Regions from separate parts of the Homo sapiens genome. Here regions 1 and 3 are each linked to region 2. The links are chromatin loops, found by intact Hi-C in ENCODE. Cell type or tissue: endothelial cell of umbilical vein. All regions are shown on one strand.

Evidence for each region. A loop is a pair of places that touch in the nucleus more often than their neighbours do. Peaks named below come from ENCODE experiments on the same cell type or tissue, not always from the same donor. Only the 100,000 strongest peaks of a DNase experiment are listed, where the experiment ranks them.
Region 1: it touches region 2 in a loop (11-fold over the local background); 2 of 110 quality-filtered maps call a loop at or near these places.
Region 3: a loop joins it to region 2, with 15 times the contacts of the local background. A loop is called at or near these places in 4 of 110 quality-filtered maps.

What each region holds. Positions count from the first base shown.
Region 1 is chr13:40,113,005-40,121,004 of GRCh38, reverse strand. It overlaps LOC124903162, which reads left to right. Exons shown (of 5, transcript XM_047430821.1): 2 at 1,480-1,542; 3 at 3,865-3,970. Among named protein-coding and RNA genes, the nearest start is that of LINC00332, 65 kb to the left of the region's middle. In endothelial cell of umbilical vein, no CTCF peak of the experiment used is centred here; a DNase peak (open chromatin) is centred at 4,794; H3K27ac peaks cover 1,912 bases.
Region 2 is chr13:40,500,759-40,508,758 of GRCh38, reverse strand. No RefSeq gene overlaps it. Among named protein-coding and RNA genes, the nearest start is that of LINC00598, 24 kb to the right of the region's middle. In endothelial cell of umbilical vein, no CTCF peak of the experiment used is centred here; DNase peaks (open chromatin) are centred at 458, 1,988 and 4,468; H3K27ac peaks cover 5,221 bases.
Region 3 is chr13:40,190,622-40,198,621 of GRCh38, reverse strand. The region is part of intron 1 of LOC124903162; the gene reads left to right. It overlaps LINC00548 (long intergenic non-protein coding RNA 548), which reads left to right. Exons shown (of 6, transcript NR_033877.1): 4 at 745-857; 5 at 1,211-1,354; 6 at 2,231-4,113. Among named protein-coding and RNA genes, the nearest start is that of LINC00332, 13 kb to the right of the region's middle. In endothelial cell of umbilical vein, no CTCF peak of the experiment used is centred here; DNase peaks (open chromatin) are centred at 4,211, 4,851 and 7,741; H3K27ac peaks cover 4,427 bases.

The sequences.
Region 1 (8,000 bases), 390 kb after region 2:
AGCTCTAATGCCATTCCCCTAGAAATAGCAAGCATACTATGTCACATTAAATTCCTTCTGTCAGCTGAATATTTTGGCATGGAATTTCTGGGTTGAATCATTTTGTCCAAAAAAGAACAAAAAATAGGTCATTTACTCTTTCTCTCCGTAATTCTTTTGTTAATTCACTGGTTACTTCAGCAAAACCCTACTGAAGAAATGAAATGTGGCTTATGCCACATTCAGATATGACAAGAGGTTTGAGTTCTCCACTAAAGCTGTCAGAATATTTTTTAAAAAAATAGTCAAAAACACACATCCTGCCATCCTTATACAGCCATCATGTATGTATATTTTCCTCTAACCTTTTTGCATGTATATTTATATGGCTGTAATAAAAGTTAACACATAATATTTTCTTTTGTCCTTTTAACTTCCTAAACTTGCTACGTAGGCTTCACTTTTAATGACTGGAGAAAAATCCACCCAGTGAATATACCATTGTGGTAGATTGCAAAACAGCTCCTAATTCTTCACCCCTCCCTGTTTCTACATTCTTTGCAATGTGATTTTGCAGCTTCTCCCATTAGGGAGTGAAGTTTATTTTCCAGTTCCTGGAATATGGGCTGGCCTTGTGACTTGCTTTGGCCAAAAAAATATAGCAGAAGTGATGGGGTGCCAATTCCAAGCCTGTGCCCCAAGAAGCCTTGTGCACTTCTGCTTGCCTCCTTGGAACCTTGCTGTAGACAAACTACCATCATATTGAGATTTGAGAAAAATCACAAATTAGTGGAAAGAAACCCCAATCTTCCCAGTCATCACAGTTAAGGCTTCCCAGACCCGTCAGCTCCCAGCTGAACTGCCAGCTGACCTCAGTTGCAAGAGTTCAGCTGAGACTAGAAGAAACCCCTAGCTGATTTGTAGGCTTATGTGCAAAAACAAATGCTTGTTGTTTTCATCCAAAACAACAGAGTTTGGGGGCAGTTTGTTAGGCAGCAGTAGCTAACTGATACACCCACAATCCTCTTATTTCCCTTTTTCTTGTTTATGTAGGTGTTTCCAAATGTTCTCTATTATAAACTAATGTGGTAATCAATATCTTGATGCAAGTGGAGAATGTTTCTGTGAGTCTTCATTTGGTTTAAAAAAATGGACAATGACATTTTAAAACCTGTAACTTATCAGATACTACGTGATTGAAATTCTGGAGTCATCTCTACAAAATTATCATTGTCAAGCAAATATAAGCTTTCATATTGCATAATTGTTTCATATAATTGTTTTATATGTAAACGAATGTAGGACCAGCAAACATGTATTTTTCTAAGGAAACTTATGGCACAGGATCCTATCCAATCTCACACCAGACAAATCTCAAGAAACCTCAGAAGCCCATAGAAACTTATGTGTCAGCCTAGCAAACCCTGAACATATTGACTTCTTCCAGATGGTTCCAAATAATCATCCATATTAATTTTTTTATCTACCAATCTTTTCCAGAGAAAAGATGGCTATCCCGCCCAATGTTTGGCCCCCTCCTGCAAAGGCCAAAACATTCGTTGGGTAAGTTGTGGCTACTCAGAAGGCATATTGGAGGTGGGCCTCTAGCAAGTCATTTGCCTAAACAAAGTCATTCTAATTTTAATTTAATGACTGCTTCATATAAGTTGAATGACCTGATAATAATAGCAGCAATCATTTATAGTGCTTTTTCATTGCATGTATATAGGCCTTGCCCAGTCATGCCAGTCTGAGATGGTTGATATTTGAGAAGTATTGTCTAAGGGAAATACTGACCACCAAAGATCTATTGCAATATAGTCATGTTATTTATTTTAGGTCCCTTGGTTCATTATTATTATGGTCATTACTGGTGGTGGTGGTTTGTTGTTACTGAGATCTCTTCAAGAGAAAGAAACATCATGAAAAACATTTTTGGAGCTTTGAAAATCTGTTCTTACTGATATTGTCATTTGTGTTTTTCACCATTTCTTATATAATGAACCAGACAATAAATTCTGTTTAGATTTTGAGGCTGTTTTATAGTATCTCTCCTTTGATAAACTATTAAGTTTCCTTTTATTAGCTATTGAGAATTATAATTGCCCCATTCCCTTTTTTGGACTAACAAGGAAGCGTAATCACATATGTATCTTCAACTTAGAACATTCTACAACTCTTCCACTCCCTCTGTCTTTTCCTCCATGACTTAATTATTATTTGTGCCTTGACTATAATGGTTCTATTACATTTATATATTTTTGTAGGCTCCTTGGACTGCTTTTTGGTAGTATTCCTGCCCTATTCTGACTATGTAGGCCTCTGGAAAATTCTTATTTATTCTGACCTCTTATCTTACCAGAAAATAGAGATATCCTCATGGAGTATAGTACCACTTGGCTCATCACTCATTTTGCAGAGAAGCGAAAGCTCAGAAAATCTTCCTACCGAGAGGGTGTTTTTGTGGCAAGTGACAGAGCCAGCTCTATATCAGAGGCCCTGACTCATGCTCTCTTTGAATTACTGAAAATGTGAAAACTCCCTGTATATAATTTCAGACAGTATAAGGGGCTTCATTTTGTTTTAAATTTATTTATTTATTTTTGGTCGGGGGGAGACAGGGTCTCACTCTGTCACCCAGGCTGGAGTGCAGTGGTGCAATCTCTGCTCACTGCAACCTCTACCTCCCGGGCTCAAGCAATCAATCCTCCCACCGCAGCCTTCCAAATAGCTAGGACTACAAGTGCGTGCTACCACACTTAGCTAATTTTTAAATTTTTTTTGTAGAGATAGTGTCTCCCTATATTATGCAGCCTCGTCTGGAACTTTTTGGCTCATGTCACCCTCCTGCCTCAGCTTCCCACAGTGTTGGGATTACAGGCATGAGCCACCATGTCTGGACTGGGGCTTCATCATAAGAGAAAGATACTAGAACTTTTTTGTTGTATCAGTGAAAGTTATATTTTCCAAGCATTCCTGGCATTTACTCCTTCTTACTCAAATCTAAATAAAGTCCAGAGGTTGGTGAGATAATTATCAGTTTAAGTCCTGAATTTTATAGTGTTCTTTTTCACTTATATAATTTCAGAATCTTAAGTTCCACTCACTAACAAACCAAGGGTCTGGGTTATCAGGCCCAAGATTCTCCCTGTCTCTACCATACCATCCTGAGACTCCAGACTGGAATACTCACAAATCCTCCATATTCCCCCAGGGGCCACTTGTCACCTTTCTATGGATGGAAAGAGAGAGAAAACCCTGTAAGTGCCTGCCTCCCTCTCCCCAGGCAGTTGGTATCTCTGGTTAGAGTCACTGGGGAAAGAGGGCTCCTTCCTCCCCTCTGCATCCCATATAATTCTCCCACATCCATCAGTCTCCAGTCTTCTCAGGACGCTTCTGGGGCAGCACTGTCTTGTGAGACCTGGGGCTGTTATATACTCAAGGCCTGCTTGGGTCAGGTGCCTGCCTGAGTGACCAGGTAAAATTAGACCTAACTTGTAAAACTGGATCATTTGTATCTGAGCTGCCACCATATAATAAAATTGCATCTCCCTAAAGGCATGTTTTTTAAATGATCCTTTCATATATCTACATGGAATACAAGAACTTAGCTGAACTCAGGAACTAATAAGCATCAATCGTTAGCTGTATACTAAAAAACTTTCAAATATTTTTTGCAACTTTTTTTTAAAGAGTGCCTGGTGAACCATATCAAATCAAATAGATATATAAGTGCATTTTATTGAAAGAAACTAGAATCTCAAAATGTTCTCTGAAACAAATTGATTAATCAGTCTCTGCTTTTTGACTGCCTCATGGTCAGTGTTTCCCTGCTAATAAAGCCCTCTATCTTCTTATTACTGCTTTTACTTGCTCATTCAACAGGTTTTTCCTTTACTGTCTAAATAAAGAAGAATTTGTGCACAGTCTGAGTGGGTCAGGATTTCATCCCATGGCCATGTGGGAGCTCCAAGATTTGATCTCCGGGCTGGTACGTCACTTAAAATCAGAGACAGACTACCTATCTGTGAGAAGAGGACCTAGGTAAAGTGAAGAAGGTGGGAAGGAAGACAGAAGTGGTAAATCTGAGGTGACCCAAATGAAAACAAAAATAATGATTATGTTGTTGGCTAACACTAATTGAAGACATATTTTAGGAAGTCATTTAATCTGCCTCCATTCTCTTTTTTAAACTTAATTATCTATTTACAAATTCCCATAAATATTTACTGAATGCCTTTATAATAGATGTTTGATTAGATTCATTAATTCGTTCATACCTTCTGTGAGCTGGATAGCGACTTCTATGTTGGGGATATAGCAGTGAAAGTAACAAAGTCCCTGTTCTCAAAATGTTTATATTCTAGTGGGTCGTGGGGCAGACATAGACAAATGTATGGCACATCAGGCAGTAATAAGTGCAACAAGGAAAAATATATCATGCAGGGAAGAGTTATGGTGATAAAGTCAGGGTGGGAAGAGAAAGAAACTTTTATACTGGTGGTCAGAAAGAGTGTAAACATAGATTTTTGTTGGAAAGTTTTGAAATTGCTAGATTTGTTTTCTTAGAATACATTCAGATAATTTAAACCTCTTTTGGGCAGCAGTTCTGAAATTGAGACTGCAACTTGCTGAAAGCCCCCTTGCTATGCATTTATACACCTTTAGCCATGGGACCTGGAGGAAAGGAAACAATCTAAAGAGCCCTGTAGCATGTAACCCTGGAGGTCACTTTGTCCTTAACTTGTAAAACACCCTTTGTGGCTGGTCTGACGTCAATCAGCAAGGGTTGGCGGATGACTCATCACCATGTTCATATCATTGTTGGTTCCTGTTATTGTTTTTCTCCTCACGTTGTAGTTAATCATTTGTTGGAGTTGGGTTAAATACTCACGTGCTTTATTAGGTCTTTTCCTACAGTTTCATGCAGGCCAACTCCCTTGTGAAAACGTAGGTGTGGATTGGGTTCTATTTGGTTTGAGGCCGTGTTTCCTTTTCCCCAGGGGGCTAGCACATTGAATTGAGAGGCCAGAATAAGGGAATCCAATCTGTGAAACAAAATCATGAGTCTCCATAGGTTGGAGGACAGTGTGCCACTCTTTGGCACAAGAAAACTTACCTGGAAGGTCTTAGTTCTACTCTGAAATTACCGTAAATTTTAAAATAGTTCCATAATAAGGCATTAACCTGAATCCTTATCAGCAGATAACAAGAGAAGGGAGGGCAACCAGGATTTAAGAATAAACACGAGAAGGGTGGAGACCAGACGCCACTAGAAACCCAGATCTGCTTTCAAAATATATTCTAATCCCAAGTTTCTGAGTTGAAAAGTCACTCCTAAGCTATGCAGGCTTGAAGGGAATAGCTTAATAAAACTCTCCCACTCCCTAGCCAGGGTGAGGTACAGTCAAACAGCAGGAGGCCCTTAGCAAGCCTTTCTTTCCTTTTTATATTTTCTTCTAAAATATCCTCCTTCTTAGCTTTACAGCAAACAAGACAGACACTGCAGACCTGACTTGCTCTGTCTGGATTGAGACTCTTTCTTTCCACTGGCTTGTCAGAAGACTCTTTGTCCTTAAACACAGAAAAAGATAGATCTCACCACCATCAACAGCGTATTTCTGACCAGGCTCCAAATGAAACTTCAGACCAGACCGTATTCTTTCAAAGCCAGGCCGAGCTTAGGCTGGGTCCTGCTTGCAGAAACTACTAATGACTTGCTGGTAACCACCCAAGTCCAAAAAGCCTACAAACACTTGAAATAGGGCTTTAGAATTGAAAAAGAAGTTTCTTCTCTTAGTTCATCTCAACACCATCTGGCTAGCTTTTATAATCCTTATTGCACTACGATTAATTTTTTATGCCATAGATTTCTGCTAATTAATTGTAATTACCAAGGACAGGAAATTTCAGTGTGACCAGATCATGTTTATTCAGAACAGCAAAGTTAGAGAACTATGCCTAAAGAGATGTTCTCAGGATTATAGAATTTTTAGAGCTGGGTAGAACCTCTGAAATCAACCAGTTCAAATAGTTTACTTAATAGATGAGGAAGCCTGAGCCCAGGCTTTGTAGCCAGTTAGGAGCAGAGCCCTTAAGAGAATCCTGACTTCCACATTCCCAGTCCAGGTATGTTTGTACTATGCCCCACTGCCTTGAGAATGGGTGCAAACCAGAAGCAGCCACTTTTCTCCTTTTGGGTGGATTCATCAAATTCAGGATGGAATTTGGTCAAAATGTCTCATTGCATCATCATGTCGCTTTGAAACTCCAAGTTCTTTGGACATAGAGTTCTTGTCTATGTGATGTGAACCAATAAATTCTCTGGAAATAAAAAAAAATTAGTCCAAACACTTGGCTGGTGTCTTAGAGGAAAAAAAAAGTCTAGGTGATTGAATTTCTTAAATTGAATTAAGCAGCTGTTTTTGCATCTTGTGGACACTCATGTTGGGTCTAGACAAACTTGTCCGAAGCTGGGACTGGGCAATTGAATTGAATGGAAATTGTGTGGCAGCTCTGTAGCACGTGACTTACCAATGCTTGCCAGGCTTCTGGGCCGATGGGGAAGCTGCTGCTGTAGTCCAGTGGTTTTCAGACTGTCAGACTACATGTTTACTTTTAAACCGCAGAATCCTTATTTCAAATGAAGTATTTTTGTGTATTATCTACACGTAAAATAGATAGGGGGCATATTTTTGTTTAAAGTGATAACTTTCCCTTTACAAACAGCAATAAGTGAGAAAACTAAAATGGGCTTAATGAACTAACATTTGAAATTGTGAGCTACAGGAATCCATTTTAGTCGTAGAGCAGCATTGGCACCTAATTTGTTTCTGTATGTGGATCTACCGGTGCAGCAGCTCACTCATCTGGTGTAGCCAGTGCTCAGTGCATGATCGGGCCCACAGGAAGGATGCATGCATCGATTGCTCCTGGCTTGTGAGCTTCTGAAGGCAGGAGCTATATCTCAATTCACCATTTAATCTACCCCACTCCAAAATGACACCTACTGCCAGACTTTAACAAAGTAGGCATCTAGCAAACAGTGGCTGCATTAGGAGGTAATGAGCTTGTACCTGATGAGGTTAACTAATGGTGGTGTACTGGAGAGCTCAGAGGAGCTAAGAGCTGTGGTCACGTCAGTAAGTTTAATGGGATACTCTTAACTGCATCACGAAGGTTGAATCAGAACTGAATGTGCCAGCTTGGTTCGTACAAACTCTCCCTCCTTCTTGCGTAATCTAATTAATGAGATTCTCTTCATTCAAGTGGTCATCAGAACAGGGACATTTTTCAACTCTTTCTAGCTTACTCTCCTCCCCTTCCTCAGCCAGTGATAAGCTGCATAGATTTTATCTCCTATATGGACCTTTTTGGCCTCTGTAGACTATTCTTTTTGTTAATGCTTGGGCTCAGGCCTTTATCATCTTTCACCTGGACTATTGCGATAATGTTCTAACTGACACACTTGTCTCAAGAGTCAACCTTTTGTAGGCTATGTTGTTCTTTGTTATAAAATCTATTTTCTAAAAACCCAAACCTTGTCAGTTAAATCACCTGCTTCCAAAAAACCTTCAATGGCTTTATAGTGTCTATTGGTTAACTTTCAAACTCCTTTGCAGGAAATTCAAGGCCATGCTTTGCCCTCTGTCCCCACTGCCCCACCTCATGAGACCCTTACTTTACCAACATGGTGGACACAGGTCTTCTTGGGGCCTCTACTCTTTTGCTTGTGTTCTTCTGCTTGAAATGGCCTTGCATGCTCTCTGCCTCTGATGCCTGTCTCCCAGTAGACAGCACTTCCCATCAAGGCAGGTCCGTGTCTGTTTCTCTGTGCTTTATTCCCAGTGTTAAGTACATTGTCTGGCACAAAATTGTTATCCAGTTAATATTTGTTGAATAATTAGAAGAATATAAAAAGGCTGATAAGTATGATTTGCATTGAATTAATATTCCATTGTATTTCCACTACTAGGAGGTAGTACACCTTTTAGTATACTTTGCATTGAATTGACACTCAA
Region 2 (8,000 bases):
CTTCTGCTTTTCTAAGCCAGGAGAGTTACTTGTAATAACTGGGGCATCAACAGCTTATGGGAACCCAACCAATCCCACTGTGGATTTTATTTAAGGCAAGATGGGCGACTTTCACCCTTTAGGCCTGTGGATCACTGTTCATGGCTCTTAAATGAATGCTGCCGTTCAAAAAGATGACTGGCACGATGCTCCCAGTTTTTACTATTTCTTTTGAAACATGAAATGTCAGAGCTTATTAATTCTACTTGTTCTTTCTGCAGATGAAAAAAACTCTGACCGCCCCAAAGGTTATGAGACTTGCCCAGGACTTCTGATCCTAGTCCAGGGAATTTCCTGGCCTCTAGGCTGCCTCTTGGCGATGTCGGTATATTTGTTTTTTTGTGTTTTGGGGGGTGAACAGTCCCAGGGTATCTGCTGCTCATGTCTTCATAGTGGAATGCAGGATGATATAATGCTTTTCAGCTGTTTCATTGTGAATTTACTCCAGATAGTTTTTGTTTAATCACAACAATATTTCCTGGGTTGCCAGGCAACATGGTGATGAAGTTTCAGTCTTTATTGCCAGCCAATGAAATGGAAAGGGTTCTATCTTTTGTTTCCAGATGAAGTTCTCTCTCTCTCTTTCTAGATTTGTGTTCGCTTTGTGTTGAGATGAAAAAATCAAAAAGGCATAAGGAGAAAAAGCTAATTAAAGAGGGAATGGGCTGGGCGCAGTGGCTCACGCCTGGAATCTCAGCACTTTGGGAGGCCGAGGCAGGTGGATCACAAGTTCAAGAGATTGAGACCATCCTGGCCAACACGATGAAACCCTGTCTCTACTAAAAATACCAAAAATTAGCTGGGCGTGGTGGTGCATGCTTGTAATCCCAGCTACTCGGGAGGCTGAGGCAGGAGAATCGCTTGAACCCGGGAGGTGGAAGTTGCAGTGAGCCGAGATTGCACAATTGCACTCCAGCCTGGTGACAGAATGAGACTCTGTCTCAAAAAAAAAAAAAAAAAAAAAAGGGAATGAACATCCTTCCTTCTGGTTCTTTTACTTGAATAAGTGGAAGGTGTGGACATTTGTGTGTGACAGTAGGTTGGGGGAATGTTGGCACCTTGGAGAGTTACCTTAAAACTCAACATAGACCTGGCTAATTGGGAAAGGAAACACGTTTAATTAAGACAAAATTAGAAAGTCACAACTCCAGGGTAATTCACATAGATAAAATATGCATCCATCTGAGGAAGAACTACTGGGTGCATGTAAGCTACAAATTCATAATGAAATGTGTGTGCGTGCTCCTCCCTCGCTGCTTTCAGGTCTGGTTCTAACCCAACGAACACTTTTGTTAAGTTGAGGAATCCTCAATGGAAATGGGAGGATGGCAATCCCGGAAGACACTAAAGAAAATTAATGAATGATTTGTGGTTAGAGGAAAGACGAAAAGAACCCGTGTTGTGTTGATGAGTTGGCGGAGGCAGAATCCTGCTTGCCACCCACCAGGACCTTCTGGTGCATTCTCATTCCACTGTTGCCATCTGTGGGTGCTGCATGTTGCTTCCCCTCCCGTTACCTGGTGCCTCTGATGCCTCCCTTCTGATGTCTCTCTGATGGTGTCGCTCATTTTTACCAGGAAGCTCATTTGCTTGTGCTGGTGTTGTGGCCCGTGAGGTAAGCATTTCCCTACAGGAGACCAAGGTCCAGGACCCTGCATCATACAAGCCCACTAAGTCACCAGCTTCAGGAAGGTCTTTTGTCATCATCTAGACACATCCCTGTTCTGCCTCTTGCACCCCGCCTCCAGCTCTCTTCTTCTTTTCTTTGGGTCCCAGCCTCTCTTTTTGGATACCTTCTTTTATAAAATAAAACCCAGATATTTGGCCCTGTTCAGAACTGCAGTTCCTGTCCCCCTCACTCCCTATATCCTGTAGCATGCATCCACAATGAGTTTCCTTCATAAACAACATGCTTCCGGAATTTCTCTGATCTGATTTCCTCTGCATCACCTTTGCCAGAATCACACTTGCCAAGGTTTCCAGTGACTCCTAATCATCAACAATCCTAACCGTCAACAAAACAGACCATTCTCCATGTTTTGTCATTCATTCATTCATTCATTCATTTGATAAAGCTGATTGCACATGTACCATGCTGGACACATGAGATGAAGGATGCAGGTCCTGCTGTCAACACACGTGCATTCCAGTAGAGGAGAAACCAACACACAGACACCAATGTCTGGCTCCTGACCTGATCTGAGGGCAGGAAATGCTTCCTAGGACTCTCGGTGGCTTGGTTGGTTGGCTCATCAGTTGACTGCTTAATACCTTCCTTTACCTGATCTACATGTTTTGCCCTTTAATCCAAGCTATTCTTACATCCTCCTTTGGAGATAGATATGTTCTGTAATCCTGTCTTTATAAAGCCCCTTAGTATACACCACATATTTAAAAATACCTACTGTGCACAGATCAAGGCTTCAATAACATAAAAATGCAAGAGGTTGAGACCACAGCAAATGAGCATTTAAAGGAAGGCAAGAAGGAACTGTTTAATGAAAGAAAAAAAATGGCAAAACAACTTGAAACGACTTAGAGTGAGAACCTAACCTTTATTCATAAACACCTACAGATGCTTATGACTGTCAGTAGTCAACATTCAGGGATGCTTGGATTTTGCCCTTTCATCCAAGCTATTCTTACACCCTCCTTTGTAGAGAGATATATTCTGTGATCCCAGAAAGCCCCTTAATACATACCACATATTTAAAAATGCCTAAATGTACAGATCAAGGCTGCAATAACATATAATGAAAGAAAAGGATGGCAAAACAGAACTTAAAACAAGTTAGAGTGAGAACCTAGTGTTTAGTCATAAACACGTACAGATGTTTATGAACGTTAGCAGTCAACATTCAGGGATGCTTGTTCAGCCAGTAGGTGCCGGGTAATGGAGCTGATTGCTCATCAGCTACATCTGTTCTGATTGACAGAGTGGATTTCCAATAAAGATAATCAAAGCCTCGGCTCAGGCTCCTTCACCTTCACAGCCATGTGAGGGTCCAGTAAACTGTTCACATGCTTATAGGTTTTTGTAAAATTTATACAAGTAAGATAAATGATCTATAATTGGTTAAGACCACAGTCTCTTTCTAGTGCGATTTCCTCTCCAATATACTCCCTTCTTGAATTGGTGACTGCAGGCATTTTTGGGATCAGAATAAGGGAAGCGGAGTCAAGCAGACATTTAGTTTGGATTAGAGGTATATATTTATGAGGTTCACAGTTGCTTCTGTGTATAGTTAACTATTTGTAGCCACTCGTGTGAGTAGTTTACAGAAATGCTTCTAATGCCGATTGTGCTGACTCAACCAGTTCCATGACTGAGCTGAGGTGAACAGGCATTTAAGGACCTGGCACCAGAAGTGTGTGGGTAATAGAAGATGATCAAGGTTTGACATGGAAGGGGCCAGAAGCTATTCTGTGACAAATTCTTCCCATCATCAGATATGTAAAATTTTAAGCTGAAGATTCAACTGTCATCAATGCCTTGTCAAAATATAAGCTGTCTCTTGTCCAGTATATACTTGATAATGCAGCCTACGAAACTGTAAATGCACCGCAGAAAGAATTATTTTCATATCTTTCCATAGGAAATCCATAGAAATATTCAGATATTAACAAGTAATCTGTAACAAAAAATTCAATCATAAAAGCAGTAACAGATAAAGAAGATAAAATCTTTGAAAAGAAGTAATGGATACACTCTTGAATTCTTGGCAATCAAATTAATGAAGAGGTATGAATCTAGTCACCCCAGAACCCCAGCGAAATGGGCCCCAGTCCTGAGTCTGTGCTCTAGGGGACCCAGTTATAGCTTTCCTCCTTGTTCCATTCCAAGGGTGCGGAGTCCCTGGGGAGTGAGGAGACACTTGCCTGTCAGTGGTGTTAGCCTTTGGCAGTTTTGACAAGAAGTCTACACCTGTTTCTCCACACTGGAGCCTCGTATCTGGAAAGCACATTCGGGAAAGAAATTTGTAAATCACACTGGAGAGAGAGTAGCAAACCAGAACATATAGCCAGTGTATTGGAGAAGGCCAGATGGTAGAAAACCAAGTGCAATTTTGTGACATGTAAAAAGTAGCCACCCACTTAGGCTACCCCACAGGAACAAGGGAGAGCCAAGTGCCTCAGAATAATAGGTTGAAGAGGAAGTTGGCTGGAGAGAGAGGCCCTTGGAAAGAAGAATGCTGTTGAGATGGGTGGATCTTGGCTGGCAAGGCCCTGAGGGTGACAGGCCATGGCTCTGCCTTCCAGAGCCAGCAGGAATGTGTGGTGACCCTTGTATCCTGCCCGCCTGCCTGGCTGAGGCTGCAGCCAGACTACGAACTAAAATGAAAATATCCTTCTAAGGGTATTTCAGGTTCAAAATCCAGTTGGCTAGTGGGAGGAAAAGGATATTATCTGATGACAGATAGTGGTAGCCAGTGTCTGATGGTTACTCATAGAATCAACATAGGCTGGGAATTCCAGGGAGGTGCATTCCAGAAAGCCTGCATCCTAGTACTTGACTCTGGTTTAGGGAAACAATGGGGTGTCATGGAGGGAGTGTGTGTGTGTGTGTGTGTGTATCTGTGTGTTCCTGTGTGTGCTGAACATTCATCTCTAGTCATGATGTGACTGGAGTTAGAAGGTCATTCCTCCATTCTTCAAAAGCTTGGGGATTCCTGAGAACACTAAGCTCAGGAGGATGATGTTTGCTTTTCCTCAACTCATGTTGCAAATATCTATGGTGAGCTTGCTCTATACCAGCCATTTGTGCTAAGAACTGGAATGTAAAGATAGAGGAGATAGGCTCCCTCCCTTTAGGATTCTGAAAATTTAACAGGGGGCTTACAGAATTATGTTCTGATAAAGAATGATCTAGCAGAAACTAGCAGCTACTCGTTAATTCTCTGGACGTCGGCATTGGCTGAGTTATGTTGGATGACTTTTGGACTGGGAGCAAAGATGGATGTTTGCAGTAAGTTAATTTTGGGCTATAAGACCTTCTGTCTCATAACAGATCTATTTCCATTTCGCTCTACTTTTCAGCACATCAGTTTCGGCTACTCACAGCCTCGTAGGTCCCTGGATGAGTATAAGTACAAAGAGCATTCAGTAAGGTCACTACTCTCTGTTGCTCCTCTTGTAACTGTCTTCTAAGTATAAAGCTGACCAGTGGCTCCTTCCAAATTGGTCCATTGCTGTATGGGTGGTAAGGATGGCTCATCTACAGTAATGGCCCTTAATCTGGGGACTGAAGCACTAGCTGTTGGGAGCCAGAGTCCATTGTGTGCATTGGTTGACCCTGAGAGCTAACCTGCTGGTTCTGCTGTAGAAACCTATGCTCTTCACTCAAGGAAGCCATTTGGGCCAAAACAGTAGAATGTTTTCAGGGCTGTAATGTGAGTAAGTTATGAAACAAATGGCAGTGAAGTCAGTGCTTTGTCTTCTTCCAAAGAAGAAGAAACATGAAAGCTATTCTATGCTTTAAAGTTTAATGGTTTGCAGCAATAGCACAGAACATTCCTACATTACGAGGTATGAGCCATTCTGTATGATAATAAACAAGAGTAGCTGACATGACTCCATGTTTGGTGAAAAAGGGAGGATATCCCAGAACAAAGAACCAGAGAAGTGGATAAAATTCCATAGAAAGTTGCCATTGAGGGTGATGGTGACGTGGGATGTCATAGAGGGGAGGGTGTGTGTGTGTGTGTGTGTGTGTGTGTGTGTGTGTAGTTGAGCATTCATCTCTAGTCCTGATATTTAGCTATAGTGTTGCCCCTAGGAACTTGGAAATTAAAGGAGCAGAAGTAAGACTATGATGGTTGTAAGCTTCTCATCCAATGGGACTGTGGCCAGCCCCTAAGAAACAACTAACTTAAGCATAGGAGCAACCAGCGAACAAATGTCCAGGCAAATGGATGCTTCCTTGTGCCTCCTTGCTTTCTAAACTAGTTAGTTTGCATTATTTGTATAGTTAAAAGATAATGCTTATGTTATGCAATTTGCTTGTAGTTTAGAAAAGTGATTATACTGATAGTTTTTCCTGGATATCTTTAAATCCATTGTTATACTTGACAAATACCTCTCAAATCTCTCAAACATTCTTCCTAAAAAGAACTGTGAACATCTCTCAGTGCCTTGGGCAGGTCTTTGAATGTAGCAGGCGATTGGAAGTTTGCGGTTGTTGATGGCTGATGATGATGATGATGATAATGTTTTATATGCTCACTATGCACGAGGTTCTTTATCCTGCACTTGGCTTTCATGAAGTCATTTCATTGCCAACACTCTGAGTCAGGTGTTGGCAATAAGAGGATAAGTAACTAGTCTGTGTCCACATGGTGCATGAGTGGCTGAACTGGGAAAGGGACCCTAGTGTTTCAGACTCTAAAGTCTAAGCTCTTAATTGCTCCACTGTACTGATTCCATGATACTCATGAGCACTGACTACCTGCTACTCCTCTCCTTACCAGATATAAGTCAAACCATATAAATAAACCAGATGTTTTTTCCCTAGACAAAGATGCTATTATTGCTCGAGAAGATGAATATCAGAGATTTTTATAAAAGCAAAATTGGGAATCCGGTTTTCTTTCAATGGGATATTTGCTGCCAGGTCCTGGGAGAATATATTTTTTCTTTTCATTTTATTTTTAGTTGACACATAATAATTGTACATATTTCTGTGGTACAGGTGATATTTCAACATATGGTGTGCAATACTCAAATCAGAATAGTTAGCGTTTCCATCACCTCAAACATTTATCATTTCTTTGTGTTGTGAACATTCAAAATCCTTTCTTCTAGCTTTTGAAAATAACACTAAATTATTGTTAACCGTATTCACCCTACCCAGTGCTACAGAACACTAGAATTTATTCCTCCCATCTGGCTGTAACTTTGTGTCCATTAGCCAACCTCTCCCTATCCTCCCTTCCCCACTACCATTCCCACCCTAATCTCCACAACTCTACTCTCTGCTTCTCTAAGCTCAATCTTTTTTTTTTTAAATATGGAATTTATTTTTCTGTGCCTAACTTATTTTACTTAAAATTATGTCCTCCAGGCTTATTCACATTGCTGCCAATGACAAGATTTCATTCTTTTTTTTTATGACTGAATACTATTCCATTGTGTATATATACCCTGTTTTCTTTATCCACTCATCTGTTGGTGGACACTTAGGTTGCTTCCAAATCTTGGCTATTGTGAATAGTGCTGCAGTAAACATGGGGGTGTAGGTATCTCTTCGGTATATCAATTTCCTTTCTTTAGGATAAATGCCCTGGGGAGTATCTTAAAGATGGTGTTCACTTTGTTATTAACAGATATGTTCCCTGCCATCTTCTTAGCTACTGAAAAAAAGTGGATGCCTGGTCCAGTGGACTAAGCAGGTCTGGCATGGAGCTTCTAGTTCTAGCCTGACCACCCTCACTCACAGGCTGTGGGATTAAATCCAAGATACTTGATGATCCATTGTATTAGTCTGTTCTCACGCTGCTAGTAAAGACATACCCAAGACTGGGTAATTTGTAAAAAGAGATTTAATTGACTCACAGTTCTGCAGGGCTGGGGAGGCCTCAGGAAACTTACAATTATGATGGAAGGGAAAGCAAATACGTCCTTCTTCACATGGCCGCAGCAAGGAGAAGTGCCAAGCAAAGGGGGAAAAGTCTCTTATAAAAACATCAGATCTTGTGAGAAGTCACTCACTACCATGAGAACAGCATGGAGGTAATCGCCTCCATGATTCAATTACTTCCCACTGGGTCCCTCCCACAACACATGGGGATTATGGGAACTACAATTCAAGATGAGATGTGGGTGAGGACACAGCCAAACCATATCATCCATGGTGCAGAAGACTCATGCATTTGAGACAATTTGCCTCCTACCTAGCAGGGATGTAATGGGATTTAATATAGGTGAAAGTGATTTTTAGTCTCTCTATTGGAAGATGTAAGCCA
Region 3 (8,000 bases), 310 kb after region 2:
ATTTAGCATTTAAGTGTTCAAGATGACTTTAGTGAAATGAGTTTCAGAAGGGGATGAGGGCCATGTATTAATGGGTTAAGGAGAGTATGGTAGGCATAATACGCCCCACCCCTCAAAGATGTGCCTGCCCTAATCCTTGGAGCCTGTGAATATGTTATCTTACAGAGCAAAAGAGGCTGCACAGTTGCGACTAAGGGCACAGATTTTGACATGGGGAGATTATCCTGGGTTATCTGGGTGGGCCCCAGTTTAATCACATGAGTCTTTGTAAGTCAAAGAGCCAGCAGGAAGAGTGTCAGAGAGATATGATATTGGAGATGGAGGAAGAGGGCCATAGGCCAAGGAAATGTGGTGGCCTCTAGATGCAGAGAACAGTTCTCAGTTTATAGGCAGGAAGAAAATAGAGACCTCAGGCCTACCAGTGCAAGGAATTCTGCTAACCACCTAAATGAGTAGGAAGTGCAGTCTCTTCTGGGACCTTCAGAATGGAGCACGGCCTGTCAACACCTAGACATTAGTTGGCTGCAATGCATACCAGACTTCTGATCTACAGAACTGTAAGATAATAAACTTGCATTTATTTTAAATACGAAATTTGTAGTGATTTGTTACAGCAGCCACAGGAAAATAACACAGAACCATTAAGACTTAAGAGTAATGACAACAATGAAAACATCAACTACTCTTTCAAGATGTCTGATGGTTGAAAACATAAGATTTTGATAACTGGAAATATGCTAACAGGAAAACCTTTGGAGTCATTTTCTTTGGAGCGGGAGTTGGGATGGTTTGCTGCAGACACCCAGATGTTTGATGCTATGTCCTTTTATCTTCACCTGCATGAGGCCGCTTGATATGTAAGTAATGCTATTTACTGCAGGGAATATCGTACAACTCCCCAGATCCCACGTTTGAAATTTATTTATTTATATATTGACTTTATGTCCTAGAGCAATTTTAGATTCATAGTCAAACTGAGCAGACAGTACAAGGATATCCCATATATCCCATTCCCCTCCACACCACCTCCCCCACTGTCAATATCCTGCACCAGAGGGTACATTTGCTACAGTGGAACCTATACTGACACATCATTATCATCTGAAGCCCACAGTTTACATTAGGGTTCATTTTTGGTGTAATACATTTTTTAACCTAAAAATAGAGAGGTCCCATCAGCAACCTTTCGTTGCTCGATTTCCTTCTTCAGTGATCTCACTGCAGTCCTCACTACATAGCTCATTGGAGTCCACACCATGGCTTCGTACGAGTGTGCACATGCAGTCAAAGGCACCCTTAATGCCTGCTGCTCTGCGTCCTTCGATGTCTCCTGCTCAGCAGTCCAGCTATTACAGTAAGTGCTTAATGTGTGCTCCAGCATTATTGTGGTATCATTTGGATGATTGCATGCTGGGCCGCACAAGTCAGAGGCAGCAAATGCATTAAAGGCTCATCGTTATCAGCTTGCTGAGGATGCAGTTGATGGAATGGTGGTAAACCTCAGATGTTCTGCTGAGACACAATCCTATTTGTGCTCTTTCCTCACCCTGTCCCTTCTCCTTATATTCTGTCCCTCATAAAGGCTGTTTCTCTATTGTTTGATGCAAATGTGTAGCCTGGCTGCTTTTCTAGTCTTGCCCACCTGCTGGGATCGTAGGAATATGATTGGTGAAGACATTGTTATTGGCTTTCAAATGAAAAAGCGTTTGGGGGCACTGTAGTAATGGGACAAGGGTGTTTTTAAACATCTTCAGAAATAGCTATGTACATTTCAACGTACTTTAAAATTCCTGTGAGTATTGCAGTTGTTCCAACTGTACTTATTTGGTGCGAGAAGCAAGACCAACACGCATTTAATGTATACTAAATATGCCCTAAGTATAGATTCCAATGCCACACCACTGATTTCTTAACACTGGTAAAGGTCTATACATCAAAGCAAGTGCTTCCTTTACTTTTTTCTGCATCCATCTATATTTTGCTTTTTCATCTGTCATATGAAACTACTATTATTTAGCATTTCTTTATGCTCAGCCTTCAGTCCAATTATTGGACACATTACAGGGTGCTGGGCACTGGACTAAACACAACTACTGGCAGTAACAATTCTAATTATGATGATAATGATCATTGGTCCAGTTCTGTCTCTCAGGTGCTCTGTGGGACTGAGCAGGCATCCATGGACACACGCATGCTTTAATGGGCACACCCATGCTCTCCTTTCCCACAGAGAGGCACAGAGCTGAGCATATTGCTTCAGACCCAGAAGAATCTCCTCCATCCCAATTGGGTACAATTGTGAAGGAAATGTGTTGGAGGAAGTCACCTTCTGTGAGCTGCTTATCCATCAAGTTGCACTCTGTGTGGGTGTGTATCCTTCCTATCTTGGCTGTCTTAGGTCTCCATATCCTAGGCAGTAGCCGGGTCAGTATTCCTTACCATGCACATTTGGGCAATAGAGGTACTGGACAATATAGGTAAATTCACAACCAATTCTTTCCCTGCATTTTCTCCAAATCTGTGGACCAAATCCTACTTACCCATGGCCCTACAAAGTTGTCTTTCCTATCAACACTAACACACCACACCTTGTTTCTCCTAACCTTCCCAGAATTCCTTGAAGGCTTTCTGATATTTGAGGCTTGACAAAATTTATTCATGCATTGATTAAGCAGCTAGGATTTATTAACCACTGTGAAACAGAAATTTTGCCAGGCAATGAAGATATTTAGTTGAGTAAGACAGTGCTTCTGTATTCAAGAAGTCTACCTGTGACCTATTTTAACTGTATGTTTCCCTGAATTTGGGGCATTCGAATGGTATGTACTAAATGTCTTATTGGATGGTTCATCCTGGAGGAGCGGCTAATGGAGGCTGGAGTCAAGCTAGGTGTCTGGGCTCATGTCTACCTTCTTCTGAGTATCAGAGGGCAGACTCTGATGTTCTCAGAGATAGATGTTCTCATAGTCTTCGGCTGGAGGAAATGCCCTTGTTCATGCCATCTGTTGACCTGTAGCTACCATGTAGACCTCTCTGAGGGCCTGTGGCTCATCAGGAGATCCGATGGACACCTGAATCTCAGAAAAACTGACCTATGGCACTGTTGTGATGCACAGGTATAGGCACATCTCAAAACATACCCGTAAATGTCCCAAGTTTGAATATTTTCAAAATTATAAGCTTGTATATAGCTTATATATTTGCATTGTAATCCATTTGTACAGTACCTAATTCAATGCGAGCAATTACTAATTTGGAAATTGTACTGATATAAATAATTCCTCTCTTTATTGCATGTAACACTGTGTCAGTGATATAAAAGCTATGTGTGTATATATATACATATATATAATATACAGATGTATTGAAATAACTTTTCTATTTGTAAACATAATGGAATTACTGTAGAATATCACCCTCAAGGGAAGGAAGAAATACATGTGAGCACTTTCAGGGTAGTTTGCCTGCATCTGAGCAGTTGTAGATACTTTGGTGGTATAACTGGTGATGAAGAAGAAGGAGGGAAGTTGCAGAGGAAAGAAGCTTGGAGATGTTTGGGATAGCTTTTTTAATTTTCACTGGAGTCGATTGTGCTAGGGCTTGGTTTTGAGGATCTGTGGGTAAATGCTGAGAGGGGTGGGTGCAGTTGCCTAGGCACAAATATCTGAATAGAGCAGATATGGATGAGTGGTTCAGGGGAGGAAATATTATCTGCCTTCTTTTCATTCTGCTTCATGCTAGGCAGGGCAATGATGATTGGTTTTCATTCAGCTTGTGCTCCAAGAGTACCTCAGAAAATGGGGAGCCATTTTTCCCCAGTTTTGGTTTTTAGAGGTTTATATCCCCAACTGGCTATGGTTGGCTGGCAGCCTTTAGCTTCAGTGTAGCCACACATGATTTCACGTCGTCTGTACATTCTTCGGCAGGAACCTGCTCCTTTTACTTCCAGTGGACACAGAGCACTTCAGCTATGGGCATCCATAACTACTTCCTCCTGGATCTGAGGCTTTCTTGGCTCTGAGAGCTTCCTGGGTTTGCTGACCTCACCCCTGTGAGGAGGAGGATTGGCCCGGCTGCTGAAAACATACGTGTAATTGAAGGAATTCTATTAAGAAAAAGGAAAAGAAAAAAAACACAAACAACAAACTCAACCAGATACATCTTCCATGGCCATTGTTCAATGCTGGGAATCTGTGGTTCGGTGCCATGGTAGGGAAGGAAGAGTGACTGTGAGAGGCATTTCCTCACTGAAGATTATAAAGAGCGGGTGAGGCTGGAAGTGGCCGAGCGGAAATGGAGAATAGTGTCTCCCTCCAAATAGGGTGATTCAGAGGGAGTTGATTTGAGGGAAATATGTGACAATGGGAGCCTAACAACTAGAAATCTTGAAACAAAATGAAACAACACACCATTATCAGCACCTAACCAGCCAGGAGCTTCCGTAGAATCCAAGGGTTCCACCCCTTACTACGCGGTAATTAGCCAGACCCATGGATCTTCCGCAGTGTTTCAGCATCCTCACTCAGTGATACATTCTAGTCAACATTCCTCAGGCTGGAAAACTTTTCTCATGTCTCACTTGAATCTCACCTGCTGCAGCTGAAGTTCATTTCTCCTTGCTTTGTTCCGGGGGACATGGAAAAGAACCGGTCGCCGTTTTCTCCTTAAGAATCCTGCGGACATGTGATGAGTTAAAAACACATTTTCCCCTGCCCACCCCTACTTAGCTGTTCAGAACTCTCTGAATTGGTAAATTCTGGAGAAACTCTGTTAAATCTTTATGCTCAGGGGAACAAGATCCAGTTACCAAGCAAAATTAAAGTGCAGCAACAACACCCCTGTTCTGGTTTGTCAAGGAAAACCCTTTGCCTGGACTCTCGATTTCCAAACAGAATGCAGCACAGTTTAAAGAGTATTTTGTTTTCCTTTTCTGGAACCCATTGTGTGTCACGTCAGAGACAATGAGCTGCTCATACAGCTGCAGTTGTCCAAGTATTAAACTTCCCATGCAAGTCCAGGTTAGCTTGGAAGATAGTAAAACCGCTGGGTGAAGTGTGTGTGTCCCCGTGTGTGTGTCTGAGTGTGCGTAGATAGGGGTGCCCGGGGCGGAGGGCTGACTATGCCGTTTTCCAGCTTGAAGCATTCATGGCCTCTTTCTTTCAGGCTCAGGAGGCTGTCCCCACAGCAACACTCACACACTGTGGAACTGAATAATCATTGGCAAGATCTAGGGGACAGTAAGCCAGATTGGGCGGGGAGAGCATTCCATTATTATAACACAATGCCATAATAGGATACAAAATTCTTTTCATATTAATTCTTATACAACAGGAATCTTAAATCTCGACTTTTACAGTGGAAGGGGAGGTAAAATGCAGCCAGCTCTTTGTTGTATTTTTGTAACTAAAGTTATCTGATGCACCTTGGGGGGCCGTGTGGGCCTTAGCTGCCTGTACTCTGCTCCCTCAGTGTCTAGAAAGGCTTTCGTTTCTCCCAAGGAGAAGCATGGAGCTCATTCACACCGCCAGGCTCGGCACCTTCTCTCAGAGTCCTTCCCTGTGTGTGGGTGCTGCTCTTGGGAAACCGTCCCTCCCAGAAGGCTGTGCTCATTCTTCTTGCCCCACGACCAGAGTGCCTTTGAGTGTGGAGACAGACTGTAACCAGGTCTCCTCTGAGGACTTGGGCTTGCAGCGCCTGCAAAGCTGATGGGGACCACACTGGTCTCTGAGTGACATCCAGCCCCCACCCACCCACCCCTGAGGTGATGGCGAGATGCTCACTGCCAGGGCTGTGGAGGACGGGAAGCCCTCCTTCCCGGGCCACTCTTCCTGAGCCTGGCAGAACCCAGCATGTCCCTTGTCCATGTTGTTGACAGGCCAACTCACAGACTGGGCATGGACACTGGGACCCAAAAGCCTGAATGCTATTTCTAACTTGGCTGTGTCCCTGGGCTTTGGTTTCCTACCACAGAGCCTGGGTGGAGAAGTCACTGGGCAGGGGCTCAGCTAGGCGGCTGACTTGGGGTGGATACTGGGAGACGTGGGGATTTCGCTTCATAAAAGTGTAGAAAATGAGTTTAGCAGTCTTTGTGACCTCATCCATCTAACTCCAATCTCTGACTTTGGCCATGGTAGGGATTAAAATATATTCAAATAAACCCCTACAAACTCTGTAGCATTTCAATATGTCTTTGATAGGAATTTAAACTCTTATCCTGAATTCATTCTTGTACTTATTCTTGGAGCATACATTTATTTAGAATATTTCAAGAGAGCCCTTCCTAAAAATCTCTATAAACTTTAAGTGCAAATAAGCTGTGTTTGCCAAGCCTCCAGCCCCCAAGGAGATCAATTCCTTCTCAAGTACCCTACAAGTTTGGGGCTGCCCAGGCAATATTTCAAACCTGTTTAATAACACCTTGTGGGGAAATGATGACACATTTTCTTATTTTCCATTAGTTTTCTATTTGTTCTTTGAATGAAAGAGACTCCATATGTAAATGTGATTATTATTCTCTGAACTTCCTCTGTGCAAGTTGGGTACCAGAATCTCCTGGGTTGTTTGAACAGGATTCAGGCTGGAATTTCAACAGCCAATATCAATGAAGGAAAGCAATAAAATCCATGAAAAATTAACATTGCTAAAGAGTACCACAGGCCCCCCAGGGCTACAACTATGAGGGTCACCAGTAAGTGACCACGATTTAATGAAGTGGCGCTCCCTCTGATTAGGAAGAAGTGGGCCTGGCATCTTCTACAGCATAAATACCGTGTTTCTGAGCATGCCAAGCCAATGCTTTCAGCGTCTGAATTTTCTCCCAGCCTGAGCTGGCAGTGGACAGCAGAGGACATTCCACTGAAATCGGGCCATCGGGAGCTGAAGACAAAGGCAGCTGATTCAAGTGCACCAAATTGGAGTTTCTCTAATCAAATATATTAAACCCACCATCATTCTTGATTGTTTTAATGGGAAGAAAGGGCAGCTGTGGCCTTCATTTTCTAAGCATTTTATTTAGTGCCATGGGGGTTGGAAGAAGGGGAGGGGAGGGAAAAGTGGGTGGGAAAGGAAGAGAGGTAGAGATGGCTAAGAAAGCTACAGGAAGCTAATGTCTTTTGTCTTAAAAGTAAAATGATTTTGCATGCTGTTCAGATCCACACAGAGAGTTCCCAGAGCTGTTACTCACTAAGAAAAACTTGAGATAAGCAGTTGATAAAGCACTTTTTCATAGGAGTAGAAAAGCAGCCCCAGACCAGGGCTTGGAATACTCGGGCAAAGAAATCCTGGTGACTAGCATTAAATGGATCTGCTTCACTAGTTACATGGGAGCCTGCTCAGTGGAGCATTCCCCCCACCTAGCCCCACATATATTTATGCTTTCTATAAAAGGATTTAATTTTCAAGACACTTGCAGGAACTTATCTCCACTCCTTTTATAACCTTCCAGGCTAAGAGCAGAATTCACAAAAGGCTTTTCTCACCATTTGAACAATAGGATTTGAAACTCTAGTTAAGAAACTGATGTCCCAACTTTTTTTTTTTTTTTAAATAGTTTAACAGATGGTCCAAGGGTGATGTTTCCTGGCCAGAGTGCAGTACCACATACAGTGTCTCGGTATGCACCTCCAGCTTCAAAGCCGAGCTTGGGCACGTGATGTCACTTCCTCCAGCTGCTGAGTTGATAACAGGATGAACCTGAACAAGATAGGAACCAGACACTCCACTGTGTAATTAATTATTTCACTCCAATGTAAGGCAGGAGACTTAGGTAGACACTGTTTTAGTACTTGGAGCTTAAATGCACTTTGCAAAGGAACAAAGGTCTGGGAGCTGTGGTGTGGGGCTCACAGGCTCACACAAGCTAACGTGAGTCATCTGGAGAAAGGGCTTTGGAAGCTGGTGCCTGTTACAGCCTGAAGCCAGCCTGTTTCTGAGCTGGAACGTGAAAGGCAGCTGGCTGTGTCAAAGGGGCAGAGAATAAAGCCGCAGTGTAAAATGAAGAC